Regions from separate parts of the Mus musculus genome. Here region 1 is linked to region 2. A link is a loop called in an ENCODE intact Hi-C map of the cell type or tissue named here. Cell type or tissue: gastrocnemius. All regions are shown on one strand.

The links. Hi-C counts contacts between places; a loop is a spot of excess contacts. Peaks named below come from ENCODE experiments on the same cell type or tissue, not always from the same donor. Only the 100,000 strongest peaks of a DNase experiment are listed, where the experiment ranks them.
Region 1: it touches region 2 in a loop (13-fold over the local background); 6 of 42 quality-filtered maps call a loop at or near these places.

What each region holds. Positions count from the first base shown.
Region 1 is chr14:20,396,926-20,401,925 of GRCm38, reverse strand. Cfap70 (cilia and flagella associated protein 70) reads left to right here. Exons shown (of 29, transcript NM_029698.1): 24 at 684-836; 25 at 1,408-1,569; 26 at 4,654-4,743. Among named protein-coding and RNA genes, the nearest start is that of Mrps16, 5.8 kb to the right of the region's middle. In gastrocnemius, CTCF peaks have their summits at 1,667 and 2,892 (motif pointing right); DNase peaks (open chromatin) are centred at 1,650 and 2,895; H3K4me3 peaks cover 170 bases; H3K27ac peaks cover 2,520 bases.
Region 2 is chr14:20,562,518-20,567,517 of GRCm38, reverse strand. Usp54 (ubiquitin specific peptidase 54) reads left to right here. Exons shown (of 21, transcript NM_030180.2): 16 at 1,456-1,575; 17 at 2,455-2,650. It overlaps 1810062O18Rik (RIKEN cDNA 1810062O18 gene), which reads right to left. Exons shown (of 6, transcript NR_033571.1): 3 at 2,679-2,737; 4 at 2,471-2,507. Among named protein-coding and RNA genes, the nearest start is that of Ppp3cb, 18 kb to the right of the region's middle. In gastrocnemius, a CTCF peak has its summit at 2,618 (motif pointing right); a DNase peak (open chromatin) is centred at 2,622.

The DNA of each region.
Region 1 (5,000 bases), 170 kb after region 2:
AGACATGAACTCTTCCCAACAGTGAATACATGCACCTCCCTGGGTCAGTGCCATGAGGCAGGTAGAGAGAACAGTCTTGCTAGGGTAGTTTCCTGGGAAGGTGTGCATAAGGGTTCCGTATCGCAGACTAAGACTAGAATGTACTGCAAAAGCTGAGGGTGGGGGGTGTCACAGGCACGTGCAACTGCACCAGATTTGCAGGTCTTTTAAGGGGGTGGGGATAAAGAGCCTCCGATGCACTGGTACTAACTAACATAAATGTGTAGTGCTATGGCAAAAGCAGCAATGTCTGTTTGTGAAATCCCAAGTCTTAGCTCATTAGAGAGGCAGGGATTGTTTCATTATGAGTTTCCTTAAAATGTCAACTGTTTGGAAATGTTCCGTCAAGTGTAAGCAGGGGGGTTGACGAAGTGCCTTTGCCTGAACAACCTCATAAGAGCAGTCTGAATCTCAAGCTCATGGTCACAAGGCCTGCACCATGCAGTGCTGCATTGGAAGTGTTGGTGTTTGCTGACTGCGTAGCTTGTGGCTTCCCTTGTCCCTGTACCCCTGCAGATGTTCATTCTCCCCTATAAGACGTCCCTCACTGTGGCCATCAGAGCCACACTCTCTCCACCCTAAAAGCTATTCAGCTAGCACAGTGCAGTCATTCTTATGTTCTTTATCCCTGGGTTTCCTTGCAGTTTGTGCACAGAGTGCTGGCACATGAGCTGCTGTGCCCCCAAGGAGGACCCAGTTGTGAGTATTATCTGGTTCTGGCCCAGACACATCTTCTCAAGAAGGACTTTGCCAAGACAGAGGAGTACCTGCAGCAAGCAGCACAGATGGACTACCTGGTACTGATTTTCCTAGAGAAAGCCTCTTGAATGGGAACAAGAAGGGGTGAACGGTCTTTGCTAAAGCAGAGATGAAAGCGGAACACAATAGCATGTCTCAGCTGCCTAGGCGAGCGAGCCCAAGAGCTGGAAGGTAGCATGGGCAGCTTCATGATCCTCTGTCTGGAAATAGTCAATAGATCAGTGGTGCCACATCTCAGAGACTGCTAGCCTGTGTGGGTAATATTTATGTGTGCATTTGGCTTTTGTTAGTAATCATGAGTTCTATAAAAGGTAAGGGATAGGCAGTCATTTATCAGGAGTTGCTCGTTATTTCAAGTTTCTAGACTTTTCTTTGCTTCTAATAGCATCATACGGATGATCGCTGAGTGTTTATCTCAACATTCACCCCAAAGACAAAATGGCTTCTGAGGAATACAAGAATGAGAGCATGCCCACCCATGTGACTAGAACGGCTCTCTCCGTATGCGTGCTCTTAGGGGGAAAAAGGGGAGGAAATGTATTAAATGTTTAACAAAATTCATTAGGGACTTAACTGCCACATCACCCTGCGTGTTCTTTGTTTCCTCAGAACCCTAATGTCTGGGGTGTGAAGGGCCATCTCTACTTCCTGAGTGGAAACCATGCTGAGGCCAAAGAATGCTATGAGAGAACTATTAGTTTTGTAGTTGATGCTTCTGAGATGCACTTCATCTTCCTACGCCTGGGACACATCTACTTGGAAGAGAAAGAGGTAAGGGAAAGAAAGAGAAGGTTCTGATCCATGGTCCAGGACCTGGCAGAGGCTACAGAGGGAAGTAGCTCAACACTGCCACCTACAGTAACCTCAGGAGCTTCCAGCCTGGGTCCTGCCACACCTCAGAGCCACTTATCAGACTTACACCTTAGGTACAACCACATCCATGGCTGTACTGCAGAAAAGAATTCAGGACAAGTCAGGATGAAGCAGAGTTCTGGAGTTTATTAGATAGAAACACAGAATAGCATACCCTTTAGTTAAATGTGATTTGGGGAGGAGACATCCCAAATGCGGATGGCCTTCTCCAGAGTGCATTCTAGATGTCCTCACAACATCCACATGTATGAGTCTGGGCTCTCATTAAAAAGTTTTAATGATTAAGCAAGTGTCTTAGTCAGGGTTTCTATTCCTGCACAAACATCATGACCAAGAAGCAAGTTGGGGAGGAAAGGGTTTATTCAGCTTACACTTCCATACTGCTGTTCATCAGCAAGGAAGTCAGGTCTGGAACTCAAGCAGGTCAGAAAGCAGGAGCTGATGCAGAGGCCATGGAGGGATGTTCTTTACTGGCTTGCTTCCCCTGGCTTGCTCAGCCTGCTCTGTTATAGAATCCAAGACTGCCAGCCCAGAGATGATCCCACCCACAAGGGGCCTTTCCCCCTTGATCACTAATTGAGAAAATGCCCCACAGCTGGATCTCTCATGGAGGCATTTTCCCCAACTGAAACTCCTTTCTCTGGGATAACTCCAGCTGTGTCAAGTTGACACAAAACTAGCCAGTACAGCAAGTTTTTGAAGATCATGAATTCAAAATTTAAGTGAACATTGTGAGTTGTGGGGCTGGAGAGGTGGCTCAGTGGCTGAGTGGTTAACACGTGCTATATACGCATCCATGGGTAACCTCTTGCAAAGGAACCCGGGTTGGATCCCAGTACTTCTATAATAGCTCACAAACATCTACCAGGGCACTCTGATCCCAGCACCTACACCAGGCAGCTCACAACCATCTGCAACTCCGACTTCAGGGGATCTGAGTCCGTCTGGAGGTGCCTCCAGGAACCAGCACATACATGGCATATACCCATACGTGTAAATAAATCTTTGTAAAAGAAATCTTTAGCTGAGCAGTGGTCCCACCACTTGGGACACAGAGGCAGGAGAATCTTTGTGAGTTCAAGGCCAACCTGATCTACAGAACAAGCTCCGGAATAGGCAGGACTCTAGAGAGAAACCAGGTCTCAACAAATGAACGAAAAACCAAAGTTGCAGCAGCAGCCAAAGAGTGTATTTCTGGCACCCCCACCAGGTGGCTCCAAACTGCCCAGAACTCCCGTTGCAGGGATCTGACATCTCCAGCCTGCACAGGCCTTGCTGGCACACGAAAGCAGATACACATACATGTGATTAAAAATAAGGCACATTTTTTTTTTTAAGGATTTCCTCTATTAAATGAAATTGCCAAGGTTTCATGAGGAACATCTTTTGGGGTTGGGGGTAAGACAGGAGTGGCTATGCAGTTAAACTGCAGCCCCTCCGCGTCCTAAGCAAATGCCAGCCCCTTCTGGTCCTAAGCAAACACCACTACCCTTGCTTGTCTCTAAGGAGACAAGCGCTATCTCCAGGGGTGGTTCCAATTTCAGCAGCTGAGTTGAAGTTTTTGACTTCCAGGCAGATTCCCAGACAGGGACGTTGCTTTCCTTCTCGTGTTTCCTTGACTCTTCCTGTGTCACAGCCATCCTAAAAAGGGCCACATGGTCATGACACTATACCAACAGCAAAGCCATGAGAGTACGCAATAGAAGAACAAGTCACTTGGACTCACCTAAGAGTTGCCACTGTTCTGCCACAGGCATTTTGACTCCCTGACTTTGTCTCTGTCTCCTTTCCCTTCTTCACCCATAAGTGCCAGTTTTGTATTTAGAACCTTATCCAACAGGAACATGGAGTCACAATGTACGACCATGTGCATGGGAAGGCTAATCCAGGTCTGACAGAAATCAGAGCCCGACTGCAGTGAAGTAAAGGATTTTCTTTCTAGCGTCAGTACAAGCTGCCATCTTCAAGGCACTACTGACCTGTGGTTACTAGGCAACCAGTTTCTAGGCTGAATGCTCAAGGTCAGCTGTAGGTACAAGAGGAGAAAGAGCCTCCAAGTCTTACTTGTTTTGGAAGTTTTGTTTTGGAAAGAGACAGGGTCTTGCTGAGGGTGGCAGTGCATGATCCCAGCCCTCAAGGGGCTTAGGTCACAAGATGGCTTGAGCTCAGAACTTATAAGCCAACCTGGGGAAAATACTAGGCTCTTGTCTTAGACAAGCCGGGCTAGAGACACAGTGCAGTTGGTTGAAGGGATGTCTCTCGTGAAAGCGGCCCTGGGCTCAGTCCCCAGCACCACATAAAACTGGGTGTGGCAGCACATCCTGTAGTTCCTGCTTCCAGGAGACAGAGCTTGGAGAATCAGCTGGCTAAGGTCATCCTGGGCCACACAGCAATTCTGTGGTCAGTCTGGGCTATGAGATGTTGTCTTATCCTCACCCACACTAAAAGGAAAGAAACGGTAACTTATTATAAGACTGTCTTTGAACTTCTGGACTCAAAATCCTCTCGCCTCAACTCTTAGAAGCTGGGCAGCTAGAGATGTAGGCATTGCATCTGGATGAAAGTGACTTTTGAATTTCTCCAAATATCTTCTGTGGTACCATTAAGACGTCTGCTAGGGAAACAGGTTCTCAGAGGGACCAAAGACTCGGTGTCTGCCATCCCCACCACATGGTGCCACTTCTAAGTGAAAAGATCTACTCCGCACAGTCTAGACAGAATTCAAATAACCACTGTGCTTGCCCAAAAATGTCCTGTGTGAGTCCCTCCTGAATCCTTGGATCTGTTCCCAGGTGAAACGCGACCTATCATTTGGCTTCCTCACCCCTCCCCACCCTCTTGCAACGGCTCCTTTGAAGTATTCATGGAAATATCATCCAAGGACTCACTGTGTTCCAGACTATTCTGAAGCAAAACTGCCAAGAAGCTCACAGTTACCCTAACAACATGGTATTTAAGCTTATCGCTCCTTTCTTTTGCCAGTATGAAAACGCAAAGAGAACGTACATGCATGCCTGTAAGAGATCACCTTCGTGCCTCACTTGGCTAGGACTAGGGATTGCCTGTTACCGGGTAAGAGAGCAGAGGCCCGGGGGTCCTCCAAGTGGATTGTGGGGGCTTATGGGGATGGTGGGATGGCAGTGGTCTAATGAAAAAACTGTACTTCAAAATTGTTCATGAACAGAAACCTGGACTAGGAAACTAAAAATATCTTAAAAAAACAAAACAAAACAAAACAAAACAAAAAACCATGAAAACCTGGCCTGAGGAATCTGAGATGTAGAGAGACAGAGGGTAGCTCCCAGGCCCACACAAGCAGCTGTAGCGTC
Region 2 (5,000 bases):
TCAGAGATGTAGAGATGGGATAGAAATTGACTACCAAGGTTTTCAGAACCAACCTACTTTCCACTGTCTTTGCTTTCTAAAAGCTAACTGCTGTAGAAATTGAATTTGTTATGGTTCTGACAGAGCCTTTCTTACCATTGACGTCTGTAGGTGAATGAGGATAAAGCAAGGGTGTTGTGATGAAGAAAAATAACTCAGGCAGTGGTGGCGCACGCCTTTAATCCCAGCACCTGGGAGGCAGAGGCAGGCGGATTTCTGAGTTCGAGGCCAGACTGGTCTACAGAGTGAGTTCCAGGACAGCCAGGGCTACACAGAGAAACCCTGTCTCTAAAATCCAAAAACAAAAACAAACAAACAAAAAACCCCCAAACCTTAGACTTTTTATCCCAGTCATTTTATTTCTTTTCTGTTGTTTTGAGATTTTGAGATACAATCTCATTATGTAGCCATGAAGTATCTGGCTTCTACCTTGCTGTATAGCTCAGGGATCCTCCTCCTTCCACCTCCAGAGTAATGGGGATAACAGGCATGTGCCGTCATACCTGGCTTGACATTTCAATCTTGCAGCCCCTGTGACCATGTGAAAGCTCAATGTCAATTCCATTTGTAAGTGAAGTAACTTTATAACTTCCTACCAGCTTATGTTAGAGATGACTAGAAGGTGAGGCTCTCTGATGGTCCTTCACAAAGTGTCTTTACTGTACATCTTAGTCCATTCATCTGTCACTGTTCCTGGACTCCTCTTTTGTATCTCCTTTGACCCATGTGCACTTTGGGAGTTGGGGGGAATACTCTATGTTGTTATATGAGAAGTGGATCATCATCCTTTTAGAGATGGATACTTTTGGTGAGTGAGGCATGATCAAGGTAAAAACTTTTCATTGCTAAAGAAAGGCCAGTCCATGTAACAACAAATGAAGTTCAATGCTATGGTAGATTTATTGAAGTAGAAACTGTAGACCACCTCAAGCCCAAGAAGTGTACTGACAGCAGCGTGGTGAAGAGGGAATTGAAGCTATATTAGAAGTGGCAAGGGTGATGTTCCACAGAATCGTAAGCCATGCTTACAGCATGTAAGCAGTAAGTCTGGGGTAGCTGACATTTGACAAGGTATGTCCTGGTATTTTGTGGTGGCAGTTCAGTTCTAGGCACGAGAGTTCTGTTGCTACTATGGACAACACTTTGTTCTTTCCTTGAAAGGAGGTATTAGAGCTGGGATAGTAGTATGGCAGTCATGGTATTCCCACCCCCACCTTTTCCTGGCCTTGGTTAGATTTCAGTTAAGGCAAAAATGGATTCCTTAGTTGTTCTAAAGCCTTCTTAATAGCAATGGGCAGGTAGATAAAAAGTAGACCAGAGGCTTAACAACAAGGATCTGTGTCCCAAAGAGAAGAAGCAGTACAGAGGAGAAGTTGGAATTAACTATAATAAAAATGAAAGTGCTGGCCCTTTCAGGGAGGAGTGACGGCTTTGAAAGGTCCTTGCAAGAGGCAAATTCAATATTTGAAGAGTCGCTGCATCTGGAACAAAAGGGAGACTGTGCTGCAGCTCTGGCTCTGTGTAACGAAGCTATCTGTAAGTAACTCAACTGCTACTGGCTATGGCGTTTCCCGACTAACTCCACAATAGGAACTAGTGTTGTCATGCAGATGGCCATAGGGACAGTTTTTAATGTCTCTTGTGTTCCCGGGGAGGCCAATTAGCTATCTTTCCCCTTCAGATTTCAAAATGTACCTTGTGGTGCCACTGTGGTCTGTGGACATTTACTGGAACAACCTCAACAGGAAACCACAGATGAATTCTAACCCAAATAGTTAGACTTCAGATATGAGGTTAGCCTACTCTTTCTCTAGTCCCTGACTAATGAGTAGGCCAACTGAAGAAACTGGCTCTGACTCCCTAGGTAGTAACTTTTCATTGTAATACTCTATTCTTTTTGTTCTTCTCCTGCCTTTCTGGTATGCAGTACCATACTGTAACAGCAAGGGGTTCAGGCTAAGAATTGGTACCTGACTCTTAAATATGACTCCATGAAGCTGTGCTCTGTAAAGACGGGTGCAGGTTTGGACCTTATTTTTTTGTCATTGGCCATCAGAAAGGGGGAACTGGGAGCAGAGTGTGGAGACCGGAGTCAAACAGGTCAGTGAGAAGACGAGAGTGGCAACCTCACGTGCTAGTTTATCTTCCTGCTCTTTAAGTTTTGTTTGATTTTCTTTAGTGTTTTGTTTGTTTAAGTTTTAATTAATGTGTTTGGTCTCCTGGCTTTCATGAATGTTTCCTGAGCCAGAGCTGGTTCTGCGCTCTTGACAGCGCATGCACAGTCCATGCCTTGCATTCCTGCTGCTACATATTTTGTTTTACCGCCTATCTTTGCTTAGTTTTAGTTTAGTTTTTGTTCTTTTATTTTTGTTTGTATTTTGTGTTGTTTCTGCTATATTTTCTTTTGCATTTTAGCTAAACTAAGACTTACCCTGCATGATGCCAGCTCTAGCACGCACAGCAGAGCCCTAGTCGATAAGAAGTTGCAAATCAGTATTCGAAAAGCACGAAGCCTTCAGGATCGCATGCAGCAACAAGCATCATCGCAGCAGCCGGTGCAGCCCTCAGCCTCTCTCCCATCACAGGGGGGCGCCCTCCCTCAGCCGACAAGGTAGTGCTTGAGAACCACATTAGCTTACGGATAGCAGGGGAGGCAGTGTCCATGGGTACGCCATAGCACGAACTCTTCTCTTCTTCACTACCAGGGAAAAGAGAAAAACCTTATATGACTAAGGTTCTCTTCTCTAAGGTCAGACACACAAAAGCTCATTTCACAGATGGTCCTTTCATTAATAATTCCTAGAAAGATGCAAATAAGTACAAAATAACAAGCTATCCAAATTTCCTGGATTTGTGTAGCAATATGATTATTATAGTTGTATTTATTATGTTCTTAAACATGGAATCTGATTGTACCCTTCATGTTGTTGTAGTAACTGTTTAATTTGGGATTTCAATATTTACCATCCTCACAGAGAAAATAACCAGTTTTTCTTACTTTGATTAAACCGTAGGGAAGAGACACAAAGATTTTCTTTGTTTGCTTCTCTAAGGTCAGGACAAGGAGAAAGTCCCAAGAGGTACTGGGATAGTTCCCACATTTTAGGGGTATAAATATAACTATAATAAAAGTAGATAACTTTTTCTCTCTGCGTGTGTGTGTGTGTGTGTGTGTGTGTGTGTTTTCCTGGGAATAAAATCCAGGAACTTGTATATACTATACTACTAGGCAAGCGTTCTACTAGTAAGCTACACGTTCTCTGCCTCGTTTGTTGGTCTTTTAACTATTAGCTTCATTATGCTTGTTAAAATTTTTGAACATTTGCCTGGGTTCAGGTCAGAGGCAAGCATTTTCTGTTTTATTTATTACCTGATGAGATAGTAGCTGCTATCGAGCATACGTTCTAAATAAGGAAGCTTGTAGAGAGGATAGTTAGTTAGCTAATAAGTGGTAGAAGTATAGAATTCAGATACAAATCCGTTTTACTGTCAATGTTGCATCCCTTCCCCCCCCCCCCCTTTTCTAGACTAACTAGGCTCTGCAATGCCTTGAACTCCTGATATTTCTTTTTGCCTCTGGAGTGCTAGTATTACAGGCCTGTTAAACACTACTCAGGTTTATTCAGTTCCGTGGATTGAACCCAAGGCATCCTGCATGTTGGGCCAGCACTCTACCAATTGAACTACATCACTAGGCCAAGTTTTGATTAAATTACCACAATCATGTTACAAGAGTGACTGGATGACTAAAGCTACAAACATTTGGGGTATACAGATTCATATTATCTAAAATGTCTTGAGACTAAAAGTAAGTCTCTATCTATCTGTCCCTGTCTATCTTTTATCCATCAGTCTCTGCCTTTCTTTGTCTCTCTGTCTTTGCTTCTCTCTGTCTCTGTCTTTCTGTCTCTCCCCCCTTCCCTTCCTTCCTTCCACTTCTTCCCCTCTGTCTTTTTCTCTTTATTTTTTGAGATATGGTTGCTTAGCTGGCCTGGGACTTGGTAGGTAGACTGTATAGGCCTCAGAACTCACTACAGTCTTCCTGCCCTTGGTTCCTAAATGCCAGGATTAGAGGTTTGCACTGCCGTACCCAGCTCAGATTTAATTTTTTTTTCTTCTTTCAGATTTTGGAACACTCATATAGACGGGTTGAATACCCTTAGCCCTAAAATCTGAAGCCTGAGATGCTTCAGGGTTCAAACTTATTCCATTATTGTGCCCATGCCTAAAACAGGTTGTGTTTCGAAGCACTCCAATTATGGATTTTCAGTTTCTTAGTTCTTTTTTTTTTTTTTTTGGTTTTTCGAGACAAGGTTTCTCTGTGTAGCCCTGGTTGTCCTGGAACTCACTCTTTAGACCAGGCTGGCCTGGAACTTAGAAATCTGCCTGCCTCTGCCTCCATAGTGCTGGGATTAAAGGCGTGTGCCACCACAACCGGCTGTTTCTTATTCTTATCTGAAAAGGAATTGAAAAGGTTGAAGTTTCCTCTCAGGATATATTTTTTTTTTTGTCATAAATATAAAACAGTGAGAATTATGAGAATTATATTCCCCCTCCTCACTGTTAAGAGAACCCTGTTCTGCCACTGTGATGAGACATTTGAGTGAAGCATGCAGTGATAGTTGATGTCTGTTTACCCAGGAGTCCAAATCACCTTGTGTTCTGTAGTCTTCTTCATTTTGTTGACTGAGCTACCCCATCGGACCCTAGGGTAGCACTTCTCTCTTTGTACAGCATCCAGGACTTTTGTTGTATAGTGTGAGTGGCTTTTAGACTTTGCCTTCTGTGGAAGAAGCAATTTTTATCTTTTGTTTGTTCTTTGAGACAGGGTTTCTCTGTAGCACTGGCTATCCTAGAACTCACTCTGTAGACCAGGCTGGCCTTGAACTCAGAGATCCACCTGCCTCTGTCTCCTGAGTAAATGAGTGTGCCACCACTACCTGGCAATTGTTATCTTTTTA